2 separate regions of the Homo sapiens genome follow, and region 2 is linked to region 1. Evidence: chromatin loops called from intact Hi-C (ENCODE). Cell type or tissue: endothelial cell of umbilical vein. All regions are shown on one strand. Each heading gives the region's core, and the rest is flanking DNA. Links, peaks and the distances in the headings are about the cores only. Region 1 overlaps RAPGEF2 (Rap guanine nucleotide exchange factor 2). Region 2 has its middle 270 kb from the start of MIR3688-1.

Region 1 (5,383 bases), core at 278-5,277:
ATAAAGTAAGCAAATCTTAATTCTAGTTTTTTTCTACATACTAAAATTAAAAATTAAAGTATGGATTAATTATATTTACACATACACATACATATGAAATAAGTACATGTATACAGATGTATCGATAAAGGGGAAAGGAGGGTATGTTTCATTTAATAATCAAACCAAGTCAATATTACAAACCAATAATGTATTTCTCTAGAGTTCATTAAAGAAGAATGTAACTTTGATAATTGTAAAGAAATTTTTCAGGCTGTCACTTTGTTAATAAATCTAAGGCTAACTCATGCCTAAGATGTCTCTGAAAACAGCCTTTATGATGAATATCCAGTGTAAGTTGTAAAAGAGAATTTGGTCTATTGATGTAGAATGAAGAGATCTGAAGCATATGGGGCATATTTATATAGTGACTTCAGAGTACAAAAGAAATATAGACAGTGGATGATTGATAAGTTATAAAGATATGATGTATCACAGACTGTGCAATTATAAGATTCTCATATATCATACACACACACACACACACACACACACACACACACACACACACGAGAGACAGAGAAAAACATAACTACATATAAGGCCTATGTTAGGGGTTCAGTTAAGAAGAAGAAATGGCAGAGAGTGACAAGTGATTAATTCTTTATGACATGGGTGTTTCTGCACCAATAGGAAAGACAGTGAGTGGCAGGGACCATTGGTGAGCTTAAGGGAACTTCTTGTATGATGCAATTTGTTGCATTTTTAAAGTGTGCTCTGTTATATCATGTCTTTAAAGTAGCTTTAAAGTAGCAAATTTATATCTACATTCCCTAATATATTTTTTCTATTAGTTTCTTAATTTATGTTCCAAAAATCAGACACTGTTCCATTTAGCCCATTCTGTGTAATACCTAAGACAATACTAATAGCACTGGCATCTTAATACTATATGGAAATATCACAAGCATGTGTCATGTCTATAAAGATAAAGACCACTCGTTAAGGATGAAGAAAAAGTAGGTCAGAGAGAACAAAGATCTCAGAACAAGGAAATTTAAATAGAGACCTTAAGGACACATTTACAAACTTTCATTTAAATTACAAACACACTTATACACGCACACGTATATATTTTTATACATGCTCACATGGTTATATCTCTATGTAGATATATTTAGACATTCGTTTTATTTTTAAAATATTTTTCAAAAAAGCTTATAAGCAAACCATATTCAAATAAAATATATAATGATTAAAGTTATTTGATCTAAATTGAAAAGGCTTTCAAAAGTTTATAAAGATCACTACAGACATGACAGTAATGTTACTTTTTTAAAAATCAGGGATATAAAGTAAGCATTAAAAAGTACTTCATTAAGGATTTAAAGTAACTGTGAAAGGATTTTACCTTTATTGTTAAACAAAAGAAAATGAAGAAAACTTAAGCATTACTCTGGAGGAATTCTTAATAGATTACCTGAATAAATTAAGAGTTTGGTCAAACCTCTGGAGGCAGATTAAAGAAATGTTAGGGCCGGGCGTGGTGGCTCAGCCTGTAATCCTAGCACTTCGGGAGGCCAAGGCAGGCAGGTCACCTGAGGTCAGGAGCTCAAGACCGGCCAGGCCAACATGGCGAAACCCCACCTGTACTAAAAATACAAAAATTAGCTGGGCGTGGTGGCACGCACCTGTAATCCCAGCTACTTGGGAGACTGAGGGGGAAGACTGCTTGAACCCGGGAGATGGAGGTAGCAGTGAGCCAAGACTGCGCCACTGCACTCCAGCCCAGGCGACAGAGCGAGACTCCATCTCGAAAAAAAGAGAAAGAAATGTCAGGTTATGTTTAAGGAATACTTATACCTATGAGACCAAACTTACAGAGCATTTACTTTGATGCATTTTATATAATATTTAAATTGAGAAAGAAAGAAAGAAAGAAAGAAAGAAAGAAAGAAAGAAAGAAAGAAAGAAAGAAAGAAAGAAAGAAAGAAAGAAACTGATTACTGATCTTACTAGGGCTAAATGGTTAAAGGAGAATAACTGAATTCCTAATGACACATTTTGAGCATTTGCTTTTTCTTAAGTTAATCATTCTTTTTTTCAGTAATCTAAATTGATTTTATTTTCCAACAGATTTTTTAATGGATCATTACTAAAAATATTTAAAGGCAAAGATATGAGGTATACTTATTTTGACTAAAAGCAAAGATCTTACTTTACTATGTCCTGTGACACAAAAAGCACATATAAGCAGAGTATGCAATGTCTTGGCAAGTTTCTAAATACATTTCTTCACTTCTAATGGGGGTAAAAAGATCTATTATTTGTTGCCAGGGTTTCTTGGCCCAAATCCAAGGCAAGATGACCTTGTCCTTGAATAAAACAACAGGATATGCTTCCTCTCAGTCCCCTCTGCTAGCAAGCACAGTGGAAAATCATGCCAAGAGATAAGTTTATTTCATCTCAGGAAATATATCTGTTATAACAGACAAAATAAAGATCAGATAATGAAGAGGTGGAGTCTTACCCAAAAGAGGCATAACCTAGCCTCTACAATTAGTCCTGGTGCTTTTTTTCTACATTGCTAAGGAAAATCCATCAATCAAAATATACTAAAGAGACACTCTACCCAATGTTTACAGACAAGGTCAAACTGTCATGGTAATATAACACATTTTTTGTTAATTGAGTTTTCTTAAATCTGTTCCAGTTGAAAGATAGGAAGGAGAGGTGAAGAAAGAGGTTACACTCCTTTGCTGCATCTTCAAAATAGTCATTAATTTATCTGGTATTCTAACATCCTCCACTCCATCACCTGTACTGACCTACTTCTCTCTAACACAGTCTACTCTAACAGTGATGATTTCATTGTTTTTCCTCAAACCCTCATATTCTTCTATAGTTTCCTGCCTTGGGCCCTCACATGTTATTCTTCCAGCCTAGAAAATCCTTCTCTATACTGTACTCTTAACAGCTGATAAACAGTTTTAAATTCCAACCATACCCTTTGAACACATGGAATTCATTCCAGATGTAATCTGTCATCTAACTGCAAAGACCAAACAAATTTATAAGCACCAATTAGAAGAATTAATAAAATTAAGCACTGCATATTAAGTGATCCTGATTCATTAAGATAGAGATAAATATGAAGAGATAAGGACCAAGTCAAAGTCAAGCCAAGAACACAGCAAGCTGAGAAATGAGAAAAGAAAATGAGCCTGAAGTGTTTATAATCAAGCCAGCTTGTCCTAAAATAAAAGAGCACAATCTTGTATGTTTATAAGGGAAAGAATGTAGATTATAGAGGGCCTTAAGTGACCAATAGCAATTTAGAAAATATGGTTAAGTTACATTATATCCTTCTTGGTTAAGGGGCTTATGTATGATGAAAATGATACTTATGGCTAACAAATGAATCGTGGCCTGTATGGACTTAAGGGAGGTGATCATGATTGAAGTCAGGCTGCACTGTATATGCAGGGTTCACTGGGGCAGAAACAGGCGAGACAAAATGGCAAGGTTCAGGACTTCTGGTAGAACACAAATGGCCACGGTCAGGCACTCAGAGGTTACAAAGGGAATAGGCAGAGGAAGTTGAGACATGGAGCGTATGTTTAAAGAGTTAAGCAGCAAAAAGGAAATGTACATGGTAAGACCAAACACAGAAAAGCAGAAGGAAGAAAGGAAATGGGCTAAATGGCAACTATTCCTGACCATCTCAACTCAAGTCTCAACATGATTTCAAAATGGATAGATGTATTATTGACTCAGCCAAGCAATGAAAGTTTTATAAAATGATTTTGATCATGATATTCTTGCTGCTTGGAATGTCACATATGCCAGGAAAAAGATAGCTGCAGGAAAAAAGCACTTTTTCAAGTTGTGTATTCCACTAGTTAATACTAACTCTGATAATTATGCAGTCTACACACCTGAAGTAGACTAAATTTGGTCACATAGGGGTAGGTAGTACAAGTCTGTGGTTAAGGCAATGGCTATAAAATCAGACAAACTGGGGTACCAATGATGGCTCTACCACTTACTAGTAATATGTCCCTGAAAAAAATTCTTTTTAATCTCAGTTTTCTCATATGTAAAAAGGTAATACTGTTTCTTAAGAATTGAGATAATATGTAATATAGTGTCTGCTATGCAATACATTACTCAATAAGTTACAGCTACTGCAATTTATTCCCTATATTTAAGTAGGGCACTTTCTTATGTGTACTACCATTTTTATTATTATTTAATCATGACTTGGGCTGTGATTTAAGTATAGCACACTACATAAATCAATTTCTACAAAAATGTAAAATTTAAAACCATGTTATCAGTTTGATAGCACCAAATCAATTTATTTTAAAACTTTTTTTAATTTACAAAGTTTCAAATCCATCCTATATTGGGAAATTTTCAAAGGCATCTGAGCTGGGCAAGATGGGGAGAGAAGAGCTCCACTTTAAAAAAACACAACAGTTGGTAAATTGAGTAAAGAGACTTTTAATGCTAACAATTTCCCTAACTTAATGAGCCTATAAAACTTTTTTCATCTACCATCTATTAACAGTCTATTCAACTAATGGTCTACAGGAGTCTTTTGAAAAATGCAGTCTCATAATACATTTCTGAAATGTTAGCAACCTCCTCTTATTTTAAAAAGAAATCACAAGATTTTTACATTTTTATATTCACAAAACCATGAGATTCCTCCGAAGACTAACTGAAAAGCACCACATGACTATAAAAACACAGCCCAGTGCTGGGTGCATTTCTGGTGACACATGGGTATTCATCTTAGTATTATCAATCAACCACATAAAATGGAAATAGGGGGAGGTGTAATAAAATATGTAAAAATTACTAGTTAAAAAAGTTGAGACTTTATTAATCCAAAAATTTAAAGAGAAATTCAATGGTATTTATCGTACGTCTATTATGTGCCGGCAACTGAGGTATGCACTGAATGAGACAGACAACAAATAAAGAATAAAGCCCATGAGATCTGAAAGGTTCTGATAAAGTAGAAAAACTGAGCTTACTATTTGTGCCTAATCATAGCTAAAAAAAATGCCCCCACCCCAAATTTAATGGTTTTTGTTTTCTAGTACTGCACTACCTGCTGCAGTCAAAGAAGCAAAGCCACTTAAAAGCCCACAAACTTTTTGAATAAGCAAAACAGAAGTATTTGTGAATTTAATAAATTCTATTCATTTGAAATTAGCTCTGACACTATAAAGCCTCATAGGATGAAAGAGGGGCCTTCTCACTCATTTTTACCCAACAACTATATTGAGTCACTTATTGAGAGCCTGAGTAACTATTTTCTTATTCAACTCCTCACATACAATTAAAATTTTAAAGGTCTGATTATTACACAGCAAACTCAATAGAACCAAAG
Region 2 (5,383 bases), core at 269-5,268, 130 kb before region 1:
ATCCAAGCAGTAATTAGAAGGCAAAGACTGTATCATACTTGCATGCTAATGAGAACAATCCAGTAGGCTAGAGGAAAGATAATAAATGACAGAGAAAGAAGAATTGTAGGAATTGAGAAAGAATAAAATATGGTGCACAGTAGAGAAATTGGCTTTAGGTAAGAGTAGGGTCAATTCACCCATTATATGTGAAAGGAAAACGGAGAATATCCACAGTTGCGTATAAAGTGGACTGACTCAGTGAATGGAAGGAGTAGATGTTTTCTTCTGATTAATTATACTTTTGCAGTTCGATAGAAAGGAAGGTCTCGGCTGAAATTTAATATTGGTGGCCATGAAGGAGGAGAAAAATGAGAGTGTAAGGGGATACCTCGCAAAACTAATAGGCCATGCTAAGGAGCACTCAAGGTTTGATGTTACAAATTTAGACTGAGACTAGTTCAGTTGTTGTTGTTGTTGTTGTCGTCATTTTCTGGCCATGGTAGCTGCTTGGTTATAGATGTTAGGGAAAATTGAATTCAATCAGGTTCAGGGGTTTGCCAGAAGGTCTAAGGAAAGAGGCGGGGATAAAAGGGTCTTAAAGATATATGCAAGGAGTAATTGCAATGATGAACCACAGACTCTAAGATACATAAGTGAAAAGCTGATAGAATCAATTAATTGGAAGTACCAATGGAATCAATAAATTGATGAGTTGGGCATGGTGGCACATGCCTGTAATCCTGGCTACTCAGGAACCTGAGATGGGGGAATTGCTTGAGCCCAGGAGTTCAAGGCTGCAGTGAGCTCTGATCACACTACTGCACTCCAGCCTAAGCAACATAGCAATACCTCGACAACAACAAAAAAAGTGTTGAAATGGGGAGCCTAGAGGAAATAAGCCATAAACATAAGAGATAGAATTCAAAGACTGGGACGCTTGAAATTAAGATTTTGGAGGTTGTGAAACCATAGGCGATGACAAAGATACGACCATTAAAGTAGGTGGCTGAGGATATAATGATGGAGGACATATCATTATAAGTGAGGAAAACAGTGAACAGAGAGGCCAGGGTGTTGATGGACTATCTAGGGGCATGCCAATGACAAGAATGATGCCCAGAGTCAAGATGGTAGGAACAACAGTGAACCGGACACGAAGATCGTCAATAAGAGGGGAAGGAGTAACCAGGAGAATGGTAGAGAATTGCAATGTGAAGAGGTAAAGGCAGGTCTAGTTTGATGGCATGAGTTTCAGAAGATCAAAACTGTTTTAGGAAATACTATGACCAATGGCTTGGAAAGAGCAATGGGGAGCCAGGAGCTACCTGCCCCACCTCTAGGCCTTGTCTGAACAGAGAGCATGAGGAAAGGACCAGCCATGTGTGAGAGGGCTTCTGAAGAAGCTAAGCTTTCAAGGGCAGCCAGACCTCAGTCAGAGCAGCACTATGTTGTTGTTGTTGTTGTTGAGACAGGGTCTTGCTCTGTTGTCACCCAGGCTGGAGTGCAGTGGCACAATAATAGCTCATTGCAGCCACAATCTCCTGGGCTCAAGCAATCCTCCCATCTCAGCCTCCCAAGTAGCTAGGACTACAGAATGGCATGGGCTATTTTTTTGTAGAGACAGTCTCACTTTGTTGCTCCGGCTGGTCTCGAACTCCTAGCCTCAAGCAATCCTCCTGCCTCAACCTCCCAAAGTGCTGAGATTACAGTCATGAGCCATCACACCTGGCCAAAGCAGCACTATCTGATAGCAATATAATGTGAACCACATACATAATTTTAAATTTTCTACTAGCCACATTTCTTTAAATCAAACAGAAATAGGTAAACAATTTAATAACATATTTTACTTAATACAATATAGACAACATATTGTCATGAGAAACCATGGAGACCAAAAGGAAGTGACAACCACATTTTTGAAGGGCTACAAGAAAAGAACTGACAGCATAGAATTTTTTTTTTTTTTTTTTTTTTTTTTTTGAGACGGAGTTTCTCTCTTGTTGCCCAGGCTGGAGTGCAGTGGTGCATTGGGCCTAGTTAATTACTAATCTCAGCTCACTGGAACCTCCGCCTCCTGGGTTCAAGTGATTCTCCTGCCTCAGCCTCCTGAATAGCTGGGATTACAAGTGCCTACCACCAAGCCCGGCTATTTTTTGTATTTTTAGTAGAGATGGGGTTTCGCCATGTTGGCCAGGCTGGTCTCAAACTCCTGACCTCAGGTGATCCGCCCACCTCAGCCTCCCGAAGTGCTGGGATTACAGGCATGAGCCACCGCGCCCCGTCAGCACAGAATCTTATACCCACCTAAGTATCCTTCAAGATAGTTTAAGTTCCTTTTTTCATATGAAGTCTTCAAAATCCAGTATGTGTTTATGCTGATACCGCATCTCAATCTGGACTAGTCACATTTCAAGTGTTCAACAGCCACATATGGGTAATAGTGGCTGCATGGGAAAGCTCAGAGTTAAACAAGAAGGTGAAGGAAATGTTCCCAGATGAGAACGAAGACAGGAAATTGTACTGATGACACACTCTGAATTCCAGAGGCTCAGAGGAATGACTGAGGGTCACAGAGGTGTGGGAGCATGAGTCGGATGAGAGAATGTTCTGAACCCCATGGGAAAAACGGTAGGAGTAATGAAGGTTGACCTTGAAGGCTTGGACTTGGACTTTCAGTAGTAACTGAAGTAAACAGGTCCATAAGTGCTGGAGGATTTGTCCCAGGGCTCTCCTGCAGGGATGGGATAATCACCTCTCATTATAGCCTGCTCTAGGGCACTGGTGCCAGGCAATTTGTATCGGAGACAAAGAGAGAATGGAGGGATGGGGCCTGGTGGATTATCAGAGCCCTTGGGCTGTGTAGTGCTCCTTGGGTCCTGCCGAGGGAGGGCCTCAGGCTGGGGGAGAACCCAGAGTGCTCTCTGTATTCCTGCCCCAGTCTTGCTGCTGGCTGTGCGGGGTAAAAATAGAGGAAGCATGACGGGGAGTGGGGGGCTGGGCAGGGTTGGTTACTAAACAAAATAGCATTTTACCTGAGAAAAATAACACAGAATAGTGATACTGATGGCTGTCCTTAGCTAAAGGATGCTGACAACATTTTAAAAAGGAAATGAAATAAACAGAGCAGACTCAAGAAGGGGTGGAGAGAAGGCAAGAAAAGAGAAGCAGGCGGGAGAGGAAGAACAGAGGGTGTGGAGCAGGTCAGGAAGAGGGACTCAGAGGGGAGGAGTGAGCAGCAGGAAGCCTTCAGGCATTTTGTCCCCCTTGTTTCCAGGGACCCTAAGAAGATCAGATATCCATGGACTGGTGGCCCCTGTCCTGCAGATGGTGACCGTCAATGCCTAAGATCCAAGCCCTGCTCCCAGGCACACCCATCTAGACCCAAGGACACTTTCTCATTGCTGACGGGCTAGGCTGGCTGTGTCCCGCTTGGGTCTCCCCTGCTTCCCCCACAAAATCATGTGCATCCACAACTTATCTCATCTGTCCTTGGAATAAACCATAAATCCCTTCTTAGCATCTGTTTCCCATCAGAGTTCTTCCAAGGAGAGGGGCTGCTCCCCAGCCCTCAGCCAGCTCGTTCCCTCCAACTTGTCTTGTCAGTGCTGACTGTCCGCCTCAGAAATGCACCTCCCAGGATCAGAACAGTAGCTGCAGCATCTCCAAAGGCTTAGCTGCACTCCAAGCTTGTCCTCGGAAGTTTAGAAATGAGGAAATAGCCAGCAGCTGTTCTCAACGAGAAGGTGCAGCCAGCGTCCAGCCAGCAGCAGTTCTGCAGGGTGGGAGGTGGAGCGGGGGCGCGTGTGAAACTTCTCCCAGGCAGGTCCCCACAAGGTGGGAGAGGCAGCGAAAGCCTGGGGGGGAAGCTTCACTGTGATTAAAATGGTCTGCCTCATCCAGCAGCATCTTTGAGCGAAACATTATCTCAGTCTGTAAAAAAGAAGCCTGTGAGAAGGTTTCACTAGTTAGTCTAATTTTGGAATAGCATTCTACACAGTTCCGAGGGAAAGAATTGACACTTGCTAGATTAATTCAAATTGGTTTAACTGCAAACAGAATCACATTCCCCCAGGGAGTCAGACAACCCCATCTCAGGAAGAAAGGGATGTTTGAGCCTGTCCTGAGCTTGAGCCCTCAGGGTCATGTCCCATCTTTACTATCCTCGCCTCAGGACTCCCCCCCAACCACACTCAAGCCCCAGCCCACTCTGGCCTGACACACCCCATTCAATGCACAGAGGGGGCTGCCAGGACCATGCTGAAGGCAGGGGTAGTCACCTTGCCCTGCCTCCCTCCGCCTTCCATTTAAGGAAGGAGTGCCTTTAGAAGTGACCCCCTCTCAGCAGGCAGATTCCCTTTGGCTTGGAGGCATCATTATCTATCTTTGAGGGGCGTCTTTTGCAGCATCAAATTTTTTCTCCCATTTTTCTTCGGTGGCTCTAGACAGAGATTGACTGAGTGCAAGCCTGGTTCCTCTGTTTACTGGCTGGGTGGTTTTGGACTTCCCAGGCCCCCATTTCCCATCTGTCAAATGGGAATCCTGACAATAGCACTTTCATGATAGGGGTACTGTGTGGGCTTAAATAGGTAAAGGACATAAAAAAAGACCATCTCTCTTGCAGAGTAAACACCTGGTAAATATTCGCTGCTTTTAGGGGATATCTTTGTTATCTGCTGTTCTTTGAGGGTCTAATTCTGGCCTCACTCTATTCTTGGTTAATTTCTTGTAGCTACTAGTTTTACATCTACGTTCATCTTTCAGTGTAAAATGGTCCCCTTTAACCTCCCCAAACAAATGCATTCCTCACTTCTACAGCTACAACCACCATCACCACCATCACCAACTCTTCCTGCGAAGAATCTAAATTAAAAACAAAATCCTTCAGTGACACCAAAAAATTAAATGCCTAAAACCATTATACCTTCCCTCTCTATGGTGGGTTGTTTTTTTGTTGGTTTGTTTTGTTTTGTTTTGTTTTCATAGAGGGTGTCACTCTGTGGCCCTGGCTAGAATGCAGTGTCTTCATATGGCTCACTTTAACCTCAAACTAATACCTGGGCTCAAGCATCCTCTCAATTTCAGCTTCCCAAGTAGCTGGGACCACAGGCACACACACCAACATACCTGGTTAATTTTTTTTTTTTTTTGAGACGGTGCAATCATGACTCACTATAGCCTCAACTTCCTGGGCTCAAATGATCCTCCCACTTCAGCCTCCCAAGCAGCTGGGACTACAGGTGCACACCACTACACCTGGCTACTTTTTTTTTTTTTTTGAGACAGAGTCTTGCTCTGTTGCCCAGGCTGGAGTGAAGGTGTGTTCTTGGCTCACTTCAACCTCTGCCTCCTGGGTTCAAGCAATTCTCCTGCCTCTGCCTCCCAAGTAGCTGGGACTACA

Evidence for each region. Hi-C counts contacts between places; a loop is a spot of excess contacts. Peaks named below come from ENCODE experiments on the same cell type or tissue, not always from the same donor. Only the 100,000 strongest peaks of a DNase experiment are listed, where the experiment ranks them.
Region 2: it touches region 1 in a loop (2.0-fold over the local background); 1 of 110 quality-filtered maps calls a loop at or near these places.

The regions. Positions count from the first base shown.
Region 1 is chr4:159,270,222-159,275,604 of GRCh38, reverse strand. All of the region lies in intron 7 of RAPGEF2 (Rap guanine nucleotide exchange factor 2), which reads right to left. Among named protein-coding and RNA genes, the nearest start is that of MIR3688-1, 140 kb to the right of the region's middle. In endothelial cell of umbilical vein, for the core only: no CTCF peak of the experiment used is centred there; DNase peaks (open chromatin) are centred at 2,344, 2,954 and 3,464; H3K27ac peaks cover 1,996 bases.
Region 2 is chr4:159,399,325-159,404,707 of GRCh38, reverse strand. No RefSeq gene overlaps it. Among named protein-coding and RNA genes, the nearest start is that of MIR3688-1, 270 kb to the right of the region's middle. RefSeq lists an enhancer at 2,186-3,385. In endothelial cell of umbilical vein, for the core only: no CTCF peak of the experiment used is centred there; a DNase peak (open chromatin) is centred at 2,527; H3K27ac peaks cover 1,465 bases.